Linked DNA regions of Homo sapiens: region 1 is linked to region 2. Evidence: read pairs that join two places in POLR2A ChIA-PET (ENCODE). Cell type or tissue: HepG2. All regions are shown on one strand. Links, peaks and the distances in the headings refer to the core of each region. The heading gives the core; the rest is flanking DNA.

Evidence for each region. Peaks named below come from ENCODE experiments on the same cell type or tissue, not always from the same donor. Only the 100,000 strongest peaks of a DNase experiment are listed, where the experiment ranks them.
Region 1: POLR2A ChIA-PET joins it to region 2 with 5 read pairs; 5 of 35 experiments call an interaction of 5 or more read pairs at or near these places.

The regions. Positions count from the first base shown.
Region 1 is chr22:46,545,869-46,551,233 of GRCh38, reverse strand. It overlaps LINC02925 (long intergenic non-protein coding RNA 2925), which reads right to left. Exons shown (of 2, transcript NR_186692.1): 2 at 3,037-4,546. LOC105373075 (a long non-coding RNA gene) reads right to left here and starts at 2,486. Exons shown (of 2, transcript XR_938316.2): 1 at 2,211-2,486. RefSeq lists enhancers at 1-124, 3,375-3,894, 3,895-4,416, 1,271-4,596. In HepG2, for the core only: a CTCF peak has its summit at 3,976; a DNase peak (open chromatin) is centred at 3,143; H3K4me3 peaks cover 632 bases; H3K27me3 peaks cover 215 bases.
Region 2 is chr22:46,428,460-46,433,824 of GRCh38, reverse strand. It overlaps CELSR1 (cadherin EGF LAG seven-pass G-type receptor 1), which reads left to right. Exons shown (of 35, transcript NM_001378328.1): 5 at 344-432. Among named protein-coding and RNA genes, the nearest start is that of TRMU, 95 kb to the right of the region's middle. RefSeq lists enhancers at 517-636, 1,207-1,256. In HepG2, for the core only: no CTCF peak of the experiment used is centred there; a DNase peak (open chromatin) is centred at 2,614; H3K4me3 peaks cover 1,047 bases.

The DNA.
Region 1 (5,365 bases), core at 271-5,270, 120 kb before region 2:
CTGGAGTGCAATGGCGTGATCTTGGCTCACTGCAACCTCCTCCTCCCGGGTTCAAGTGATTCTCTGGCCTCAGCCTCCTGAGTAGCTGGGATTACAGGCGCATGCCACCATGCCTGGCTAATTTTTGTGTTTTTAGTAGGGATGGGGTTTCACCATGTTGGTCAGGCTGGTCTCAAACTCCTGACCTCATGATCTGCCCACCTCGGCCTCCCAAAGTGCTGGGATTACAGGCATGAGCCACTGTGCCCAGCTGGGCTGGCCTCGTTTTGTGCCCACTGCCCAGCAGAAGGGGCTCAGGAGGACACTCAGAGGGTTACAGGCAAAGCAGAGAAGCTACACCTTCTCTGGGCATGTGGGGCATAGAGGGAGGTAGAGTTTTTTTGGACCCTGGAAATGTGGGGTCCGTCCCCCTCTTATTTCCCGGAAGAGCCCCAATTTGTTACCATGTCCACACCCCAAAATTAGAGGGGAGATTCTGATTTACACTAAAGCCAAAGCTCTGTCCTGTTGGGCCATGGCCAGGGCATTCACCAAACTCCCCCTCCATGGCCCAGCTCCCGACACCGGGGATGTCTGGCCTCTCTCTGGGGAGATCCCACATTCCCTGCAGTCCACCTCCCATCCAGAAGCTTCTGGAATCCCTCCCTCCTGCCCCAGGTCTGCCTTCCCCTCCACAAGCCTCACCTCCAGTCCTTTCCTTGGAGATGCCATCCCCACCTCCAGGAGCCCACCCAGACGGACCCAGTGAGAAAGGCTGCCTGGCTCTGGGCTTGTCCCGGGAGGCAGAACCTGCCGCATGGACTGGCCCCGACTGCCCTGCTCCGCGGTGAAGGCAGGTAGGACAGGATAGGCATCCCCACCCCTCTCCTCTGGCCTTCGCCTCACTGGCCAGAGAAGAGCCCCTTGCAGGAGTGAACGGGGTGGGAGATGGGGAGAAAGCCCGGCCTGAAGGAGTGGGTGCTGGTGCCTGTCCCACTGCTCTAATTCCTGCTGCTGTCCCCACGCTGATCACAAAAGGACACGATCATATTCACCTGACTGGGGTGCGGGAGCGGGGGCCTCTCGGAGCCCCTTCTCCACACGGGTTGGGGGGCTTCACCCGCCAGTATTGCCACAGTAAAGGGGCCAGGTGTCCACATTTACAGAGGCAGAAACAAAGAGATTCAACCCCCCTCATCACTGCAGGTGGGTGAGCAGTGACTCTCAAATGTTGGAACTGCTGACTATGAGAAAGACAAGAACTCTCGTTATCTCTGAGACTGGCAGCCTGGGGACAGTAGTCCCCTCCTCCACCAAAGAAGCTCCTGGGTGGGACTTTGGGGTAACCCACCTCTTGGCTGGCCAGAGTCATTGTGGGTGGGTTCTGGTGCCCTGTGTGTTATGCTGGGCAGACATCCTTTCAGGATGGAAAGCCGCCTCTTCACCTGTGTCCTCCGGCAACATCTCACCATGGGCCTCTGGTTCTATGCTCAACTGGTCTCCTCCCCGACCCCTGCTCTTCTCCAGCCACCCATGCTCTCAGATGCACAGCTGACCTTGTCCCTCTACAGCTGAAAATCCCCAGTGCCTGCAGTACAAAGGCCAGACCCCTTAACCCACCCCTGCCTACCTCTGGCCTCAACTCCCACCCTACTCTCCACCCCTACGATTTCACCCCTCAGTAATATTAAATTGCCTATAGTCACAAATTCTCCCCTGCCACACAGAGTCTGTTTGATTCCTCTAGGTCTTTGTATATGTTTTTCCCCTTGGCTGGAATTCAACATTCTTGTCTGCCTGGAGAACCTTCAAAACCCAGTTACCCTGGACAGCTTTCACAGACACCCCCCTTCACTGTCTCTCTAGAGTGACCTGTCCCTTGGTTTTGCTCCACAGTATTTGACCGAGTATGTGTGTATGTCTGTCTCCCCAGCACAGCAGACGGGACTTACCAAGGGCGGGCCACATATCTGAAAAATTAGGGGCAGAGTCCAGCACAGGGCTGGGCACAGGCAGGCCCCCAACAATGGTGCATGGCCCAGATGAAATGAAGCAGCTTTGCCCCAGTCTTGGCCTCAGGAAGCATCTCTGAAGTGTGGTGAGGATTTGGGGGTCACAGTGGGTACCCCCCAAAGGCCAGCCTTGGGAATGCTCCTGGCTTCCACTCAAACAAAGCCCCCCTTCTCCTCCCAGAACACCCTGGCCAGGAGTGACACTGATGGATCACTCACCCTCCTGCCGACTGCACAGCCCCGTCCTGGACTCTGGCAGACCACGAGCACTGGCTTCCCAGCAGAACCTGGCTTGACCCCAACAAGGCAGACATTGTGACGTTCACCCATGTAGAGATGTAGAGAGAGCCATCTCAGACCGCTGACCTCCGCAACCAGCAGATAATCAGCATCTTGTTTAAGACTAAGTTAACTTTAAGACTAAGTTTGGGCCGGGCGTGGTGGCTCACGCCTGTAATCCCAGCACTTTGGGAGGCTGAGGCGGGCGGATCACAAGTTCAGGAGATCGAGACCATCCTGGTTAACACGGTAAAACCCTGTCTCTACTAAGAAAAAAAAAATTAGCCGGGCGTGGTGGTGGGCACCTGTAGTCCCAGCTACTCGGGAGGCTGAGGCAGGAGAATGGCATGAACCCAGGAGGTGGAGCTTGCAGTGAGCTGAGATCGCGCCACTGCACTCCAGCTGGCGACACAGCGAGACTCTGTCTCAAAACAAAACAAAACAAAACAAAACACTAAGTTTGTGTGGCTGGGTGCAGTGGCTCATACCTGTAATCCTAGTACTTTGGGAGGCCAAGGCGGGTGGATCACCTGAGGTCAGGAGTTCGAGACCAGCCTGGCCAACATGGTGAAACCTTGTCTCTACTAAAAATACAAAAATTAGCCGGGCATGGTGGTGCATGCCTGTAATCCCAGCTACTCAGGAGGCTGAGGCAGGAGAATTGCTTGAACCCGGGAGATGAAGGTTGCAGTGAGCTGAGATCATGTTACTGCACTCCAGCCTGGGTGAGAGAGTAAGACTCTGTCTCAAAAAAAAAAAAAAAGACTCAGTTTGTAGGATTTTATTACATCAACCAGAGGAGAAGACTGAGGTCCAGAGAGGAAAACAGACTCACCCAAGCTCCCCACCAGGCCTCCTGACTCATTGCCCAGTGCTTCCTGCTTGTCCTGCCTGACCTCCTCACATGACAGGGACAGAGGCCCCAGCTCACACGTCCACTGCTGATTCCGCAGAGGCAAAAGTTCAGAAAAACCAAGCCAAGTCCATTTCTCTGGGTGTGCAGGCGAGCAAATTTTGTGGACAGAGAAGCCTGTGTGCCCTGAATCATGCAAAGGAACCAATTAACCAATTTTAGCAGAAGTTGGAACTTGCAGGAACCGAGCGCTCTGCCAATAGCTCCTCCTTGTCCCCTGTGTCCCCCTGAAGCAGGTGGCGGTGTGCCACGATGTCACCTTGGATTTAGAGTTTCTTAGCTTCGTGAGAGCCCAGAACACATACCGCCTGCATCCCCGAGGCCAGCTGGGTGGCTCTGGCCTATTTATAGTGTCCTCATCCATCTTCTTTTCTTTTGATCAGGGCAGGACCCAATCTCGGAGGAGCTGCAAATCTCGGCATGCTCGACAAATTCCAGCAGGGCATGAATCATGGGCTCCTGCCTCGTGAGGGCCCTCCTCTGCCAGTGGGGCTGGTGGAGCTCTGGGGCTCGCCTGCTGCCCAGCTTGGAGGCAGAGCCGGGCCTGACGGAGTCCTCCCTGCACATTCCAGAGGAGCTCAAGCCAGCTTTCCCCCCGGGATCTCACCTGACACTGCAAGGCAGAGTGCCCCACGAAGAGAGGGTTTCCTTCGCTTGCCTTTTTGCCCTGGCAAGACTGGCAACCAGGAGTCCGTGAGCACCGGTGCCTCCTCAGGGGTGGCACCTCTTTCTGGGAAGCCACACGGGTCTCAGACAGCTGTGCCCTTCCTGCTGCCCTCCAGCTGCCAGAAGGCCATAGTTCCCATGTGCCCTGGAATGTGGGACTCTCTTTGAGACGTCCACTTGGGGACCTGTCCTCAGGCCCTGGGGTCAGCACACAGGTGGGCAGTTTCTTTGGGCTCAGGGTCAGGCTCCTACTGGTGGGTGAAGGCAGCCCTTTGTCTCATGTCTTGCCCCAGCGTTCCTGAGTAGCAGGCTCCCTCCCCCATCCTCTTGGCAGCTGTCCCTCCCTGCTCCCTCCCGGTGACCACAGCCAAGCCAAGAGGCCTGTGCTCTGTTCCCCACACGTCCATGTAGAGTGGCTGGACACCGGTGTTGATTGCTGTGGAGGTGGCTGGAGGGAGTGGACATTCCATTGTAATGATGGCAAAAATAGCCATGATCTTTCAGCCACTGCTGAAACTGCTGGAGTCAGGCCCTTCCCAGGTATGATTTGCCCTCCCTGATGGTGCATTTGTCTCCCAGATGTGCAGATGTGGAAGCCGATGTCCTGGGGATCAGGGGAACCTCATGAGGGAGGAGGCAGGGGGCCAGGACTGGCTCCTGAGCTCTGCAACCCCAGTGTTGCCGTCTGTCTTTTAATCTTTAAAAAGAAGATACAATGATATAATTAGGATGCGGCAATCTCAGCACTGGGAGGCCAAGGCGGGGCGGATCACTTGAGGTCAGGAGTTTGCGACCAGCCTGGCCAACATGGTGAAATCCCATCTCTACTAAAAATGCAAAAAAATTAGCCGGGAGTGATCTCAGCTACTCAGGAGGCTGAGGCAGGAGGATCGCTTGAACCGGGGAGGCGGAGGTTGCAGTGAGCCGAGATCGCACCACTGCACTCCAGCCTGGGCAACAGGGCAAGATTGTGTCTCAAAAAAAACAACAAAAACAAAACCAATAATAATAATTAGAATGCTGACACTGTCTCTAGCTTTTCTGGGTCTCTCCCATTCCTGTAGAATCGTTCTTGCCCACAATCACCTGCCCATCTCTCTTGCACCCCAGAAAAGTTTTGCAAGTTCAGGAAGAGAAAAAAATAATCTGACATGTACTGTCTGTATTCTCCCATGACAATAATCTCTCTGTGGGGGGAGGGGTGTCCATGTCTACCACGGTATTGAATGAATATTGAATGAATGGCTGAATGTGCATGAAGGAAAGGAGACAGTGGGTGGTTCAAGTGTGGTTGTTCTTGCTTCCCCATTCCAATCAGGACATAAGCGGGGGGCCAGGGAGGACAAGGCCAGGCTGGCAGAGTGTCATCAACTCACGGCTGCTGCGGTGGGTGGCCCTCCTGTCCAGCAACAGCATCAGGGGGTGGGTGAGCGTGTTAGGAGGGGACAGAAAAGTAGGGGCCACTGGCTTCCCCCACCCCCAATCTGCCAATCCTACCTCAGAACAGTTTTTTTCT
Region 2 (5,365 bases), core at 180-5,179:
TAATCCCAGCTACTCAGGAGGCTGAGGCAGGAGAATCTCTTGAACCCAGGAGGCGGAGGTGGCAGTGAGCTGAGATCACGCCACTGCACTCCAGCCTGGGCGACAGAGCAAGACTCCATCTCAAAACAAACAAAACCAGAAAAGAGGAACAAGAATTACTTTTGTAACCAGAAAAGAAAATGGATGGAGTGGTGGGCGCCTCCCACCATGGTGCCGTGGGGAGGGGAGGGAGGACGTGGCCATGTGCACCTGTCTCCCCCTGATGCCTCACAGCGCAATCCTCGGTCCCCAGTAGGCCCCGCCAACCCCTGTTTTCTCTCTGGGTCTCCCTCCCACCATGCAGGCGAGACAACAACGACCGTGGCACCGAAGGTTCCCAGTGGTGTGAGTGACGGGCGGTGGCACTCTGTGCAGGTGCAGTACTACAACAAGGTAAGATGGGCCCCACCACTTCCCCCTGGCCCCAGGGCGGCTCGAGAAGGTGCCCTGGGGCGAGGCGCAGTGGCTCACGCCTGTAATCCCAGCACTTTGAGAGGCCAAGGCAGGTGGATTACCTGAGGTCAGGAGCTCGAGACCAGCTTGGCCAACGTGGCGAAACCCTGTCTCTACCAAAAATACAAAAATTAAAAAATTAGCCGGGCGTGGTGGCGGGTGCCTGTAATCCCAGCTACTCAGGAGGCTGAGGCAGGAGAGTCACTTGAGCCTGGGAGGCAGAAGTTACAGTGAGCCGAGATCGTGCCACTGTATTCCAGCCTGGGTAACAGAGCGAAATTCCATCTAAAAAAAAAAGGAAGGAAAAAAGGTGCCCTGGTAGATTTTCTGTCTTGAGACATTTGTGCTCTGAATTTTTTTTTAAATGTGCTATTGGAAAAAATGGTTTAGGAAATGCACATTTGTGGAGGGTCTGTGTAAATACACCTGAGCCCTGTGCTGGGGTCATAGTCCCACCCAGAGCTCTGGGTCGGGGGGTACACAGGGACCCCGGAGATCTCCTGCGCTGGGGGAGGGACACAGAAAGGGCTTATTCATTTGCAGCCACCTTGGCCAGAGTCTACTAGTGGCTGAAATTCTGGGCTGTTCATACACGGCTCTGTAGCCAAAATCGTCCACTGTACCTGGATGTAACTGGCGAGCCAGAACACTCTTCAAGGAAGTGCCGTGAAGGCTGGGTGGTTTTGGTTTCACTTTATTTTGCTGTTCGTTGGCTTGTAAGGAAACACATTGTTTTTTGCATCAAAATGCTGTGCTTTCCACGGCTGTGATTTTGCAAATCCCTTTTCTCTTCTTGGGAAGCTCCAGGGTGTGCCCCCGCTTGCTCGTGGGTCTGCGTGGGTCTTACCGGCTCCTCCTGGAGCCTGGCCACCCCCGCTGTGCCCCGCTTCCCGGACTTCACAAGGCTGGGGCCTAAGCTTGGTTGGCAGACGAGGGCTCCTCTGTCCTCCAGGAGAATCGACCCAGTCCTTCTATGGAGAGAGCATCTTCCTTCTTTCACAGCCACTGTGCCTGGCTGCGACTCACCAGCAGTTGGGGTCCAGCCACTGGGCCTGAGGTCGTAGTGTCGCCTCCACTGGCTTTCACTCTCCTTTCCATGCTGGCCACCGGCGTCCCTCCACCTCCCTGGCCCGCCCCTCCCATCTGCCTTGAATATCCCATCATCTCCCAGGCGTGCCACACAGACTCCAAGTAGTGGTCACCTGCACAGAGACCATAGTTTTTGTCCTCTGTCCCATCAGTGCCAACCCAGGGCAGGTGGAGCTTGAGCCTCATTTGGGAGGAGGGCAGATGGGAGGTGCTGGTGAGGTTTGGGAGCTGAGTGCTTGCTCGGGGTTTGGGGGGATATTGAGAGAAGGCTGGCAGGTGTCTGGGCAGGGTCTGGGCTGCCGCACATTGGATGTCACCCCTAGTGGGGCTTGGCTGATGTTTGGAGAACCATGTGCTTGACAGAGGTGCAGGGGCTGGTGGGGTGAGGGGCTCAGGGCTGAGCAAGAGGAAGAGGGTAGCCCTCACAGACGCGGATTTATTTGCTGCCATTGTCCATTTCAAAGACCGAGTCTTTTCTTGATACGGTGCCGTCCTGTGGCTGTGTGGGGCAGTGCTAGCCAGTGTGAAGCGCGTTCACCTGGGTGAGCTGCACGGGTGGCCGTTGCGTCCTGCTGCCTGGCGCTGCCTACTCTGACCTGGTGACCCTTCCTGTTGTGCCCTTCCAGCCAGCTGGGGCTGGACACCAGAGCTCAATGCCCCCTGGGGTGGTGCCTCCCAAGGGCTGGGCCACAGGGGACCCTGGAGACGGTGCCCCATCGTCAGGGAAGCATAGGGCATAGGTGGCGCATTTTCCTTCCTGCACGTATCAGAAGACCAAGTCCAGAGATGAACGTTTGTTGCTGGGGAGGGGGTAGGCAGGGGGAGGTCGAGTCAGCCTTGGTCTCCCCATCAGTGCTCAACACTCCAGAATCATCATCTGCCTATGGCAGAAGCAACAGTGTGTCTGCAGTTGCAGAGGGACTCGCAGCCAGGACGCCACTGTGGCCACCTCTGTCCACACTCCGCCCTGGCTCTGAACACAGTGAGTGTTCACTGGGGCCCGCCTGTGGCCGCCCCTTTCCGGGAGCTCAGAGGAGCAAAGTCCCCGTGCAGGACGCCACCTGCACTGTCCCGGAGGAGAGGGGCCTCATGTAAGAAGATACACAGAGGACGGTGGATTACCGGGATCCATGGCTTCCGTGTCTAGGGCCGGGTCCTGTCAGCGGTGCCTGAGCACAGCCTCCCGTGTGGGATTAGGCCTTTCCTGCGAGCGCCAGATACTTCTCTCTCTTGCCTGAGGTTATTTGATGGAGGAAACCAACCAGTTTTTACTGTGTCTTCAGGCGTCCATTAGGAGGTCTGACGGGGCCACACACTAGGATGTGTTAGCAGAGATTATGAGCACCAGCCCGAGAAGGAGACAGTACTGCTGCTCCGTGACTTAGTCTCCGAGTGGCAGCTCTGACAAACCCAGGTGCAGAGGCCTCCTCTGGAGTGCACCTGAGCTGGGGGCAGGACCAGTCAGGTTGGGAGCAGTGTGGGGGCCTGGAGGGGTGGCGGGGGCCAGCTTGAGGTCAGGAAGACAATCTTCTGGGGGCTGGTTCCTCTGCTCTCTGGGCCTCCACTTTGTCTCCAATGTCACCTCTGGTCCTGTCCTCCAGCAGCCACCTTGGGGGTGACCTTGGGCCACCAGGGAAGGTTTTGGGGAAGACGACAGGCTCAGGGTGGGAGGGGACCCCCAGGAGGAGGAGGCGTTGGGGCTGGACGATGAGGGGTGTCCAGGGCCATGACCAGTTGAGAGGGGCTCAGGGCTGGGGCTGCAAGGGTGATCTTGAGGGTGGTGGGTGACACTGCCGAGGGAACCCCCCTGCACACGCGTCCCTGCCTGCCTTGGCTGATGCAGACGGTCATCCCCCCTGCCCCGCCCAGCTGTGTCCTTGCCCCAGCACGCTCCATTTACCTGCCACACCACCTCGCTGGTTTTGGTTTTTGCATTTTTGGGGATGATGAAGAAAACATACTTGAAAAAATTCAGCATACAGCAGTCTGGAGAGGGTGGAAGCATTGGTGCGGGCCATGCCGCTGCTGCCCACCCTCCTCTCTTCAGTCTCGTTCTCTGTCCCCCGCCCTCCAGAGTGGCTGTGTCTCTGAGGTGTGGGCCACCTGCATTTTAGATCTGAGCATGATCTCCCGGGTGTTGCCTGTCAGAGTGGCCTCCTGCACTGCCTCCACGTGCAACCTGCGGGGACCCTTCCCCCACCCACCAGTGTACAGGGCCTGGGAGCTGCCAGGCTGGTGGAGCAGTCAGGGTCCCCACAGGAAGCAGATGGGGTGCTCCAGTGGGACCAGCCCTGGAAGGGTTATTTACAAAGGGCTGGGCAGGGCATGGGGCATCCATGAGAGGCGGTGTGGGACCCAGGGCTGGAGGCAGTGCCAGCGGAGCTGCGATGGCCCTTAGTCCTAGAGCATCAAGGGAAAGGGCAGATTGGAGCCCAGAAAGAAGGGGTCATGGTCAGAAGCCACAGGAGAGGGCTGCGGACCACCCAGGAGGGGCACAGCTAACCAGGGACCCTCCTGACACCCCTCCCCTCCCTCACTCTATCCTCCCGTCTGGCTCCCCACTGGCCAAAGCCACCAGAAGCCATGGGGTAGGGAACCCTCCCAGGCAGGGAGCAGGCAGAGTCTGTTTATTTTTCCTTTCTGCCTGATGACATTTTAGACGAGAAGGTTTATTGGTCTAATTCACCTTCAGCAAAACCAAAGGGTACATTGGAGTCGGACGTTTTTCCAGGACGGTCTTTTCAAAGGCAGGCACTTGTACATTTGTGTGGCGCTCCGCCAAGCACAGATGAACAACACAGCCCCCACGCCCACAGCCACGCCGGGAGGTTTGGGGCCGAGTGGAGCATTTTCAGTCGTTGCTTCACCCCAGGCTGGTTTTTTGTTTGTTTGTTTGTTTGTTTTTTCCCTCAAGGCTGGTTTGAAGGTGTGTCCACAACTTCAAAAGGGTGGACATGCCTGACGGAAAACGTTCTCCCCACTTGAGAATCGGTTTTGCCCTCATTATGCTTAAGTGTTTGCTGCTCCTCCATCGCCCTCGGCATCCTGGGTGTTTGGGAAGTGTGGGGAGAAGCTTATTCCCCACGGAGACAGTGCTAGGGAGGGGCCGTCTGGAAGGATGGGGATCCTCGGGGCTGCACTGAGCGGGTCATTCCCTTACTGTGCTTCCCTGAGGCTGCCTGCGGGGATCACGTTTAGACCCCACCTTGTTCCAGGAGCTCCTGGCAGGGTCGGGGACACAGACGTGCCAGCAAGATGTTTAACGGGGCCCTGGGGAAGCAAGGGTGGCTCGTGTCCACCTGACCTGGGCATCTTCTAAAGCCAGCTGAGCCTGCCCAGAGCCTGGAGCACAGTCTCCTGGCCAGCTGGGGAGGCAGGGACATGCAGGGGAGGTAGTGCCTGACATGGACACCAGGCAGTGTGGCCCGCTGGGGACCCGTGAGTGAGCTGTGCAGTGAGGCAGTGAGGTGGAGCGCCAGGAGGCCCAGAGCTGCTGGGAGATCCCGCATGAAGCAGATGTGGGAGGCGGTGAGCAGCCGCGTCAGGATTTCCCACCTGGGCACTGCCGCCCCTTGGGGACGATGACCCTTCATTGTGAGGCCTGTTCTGGGCAGCATTCCTGACCTCTGGTCACTAGACTCCAGCTGTTCCCCTAACCCGGTTTTGACAACCAAGAGGTCTTCATCATTGTCAGGCCCCTGAGGTCATGCCCTGGATGAGAACCACTGGGCTAGTGAGACGGGAGCTCAGCTAGCGGGAGTCCTGGTAGCTTCAGGTGGAGATG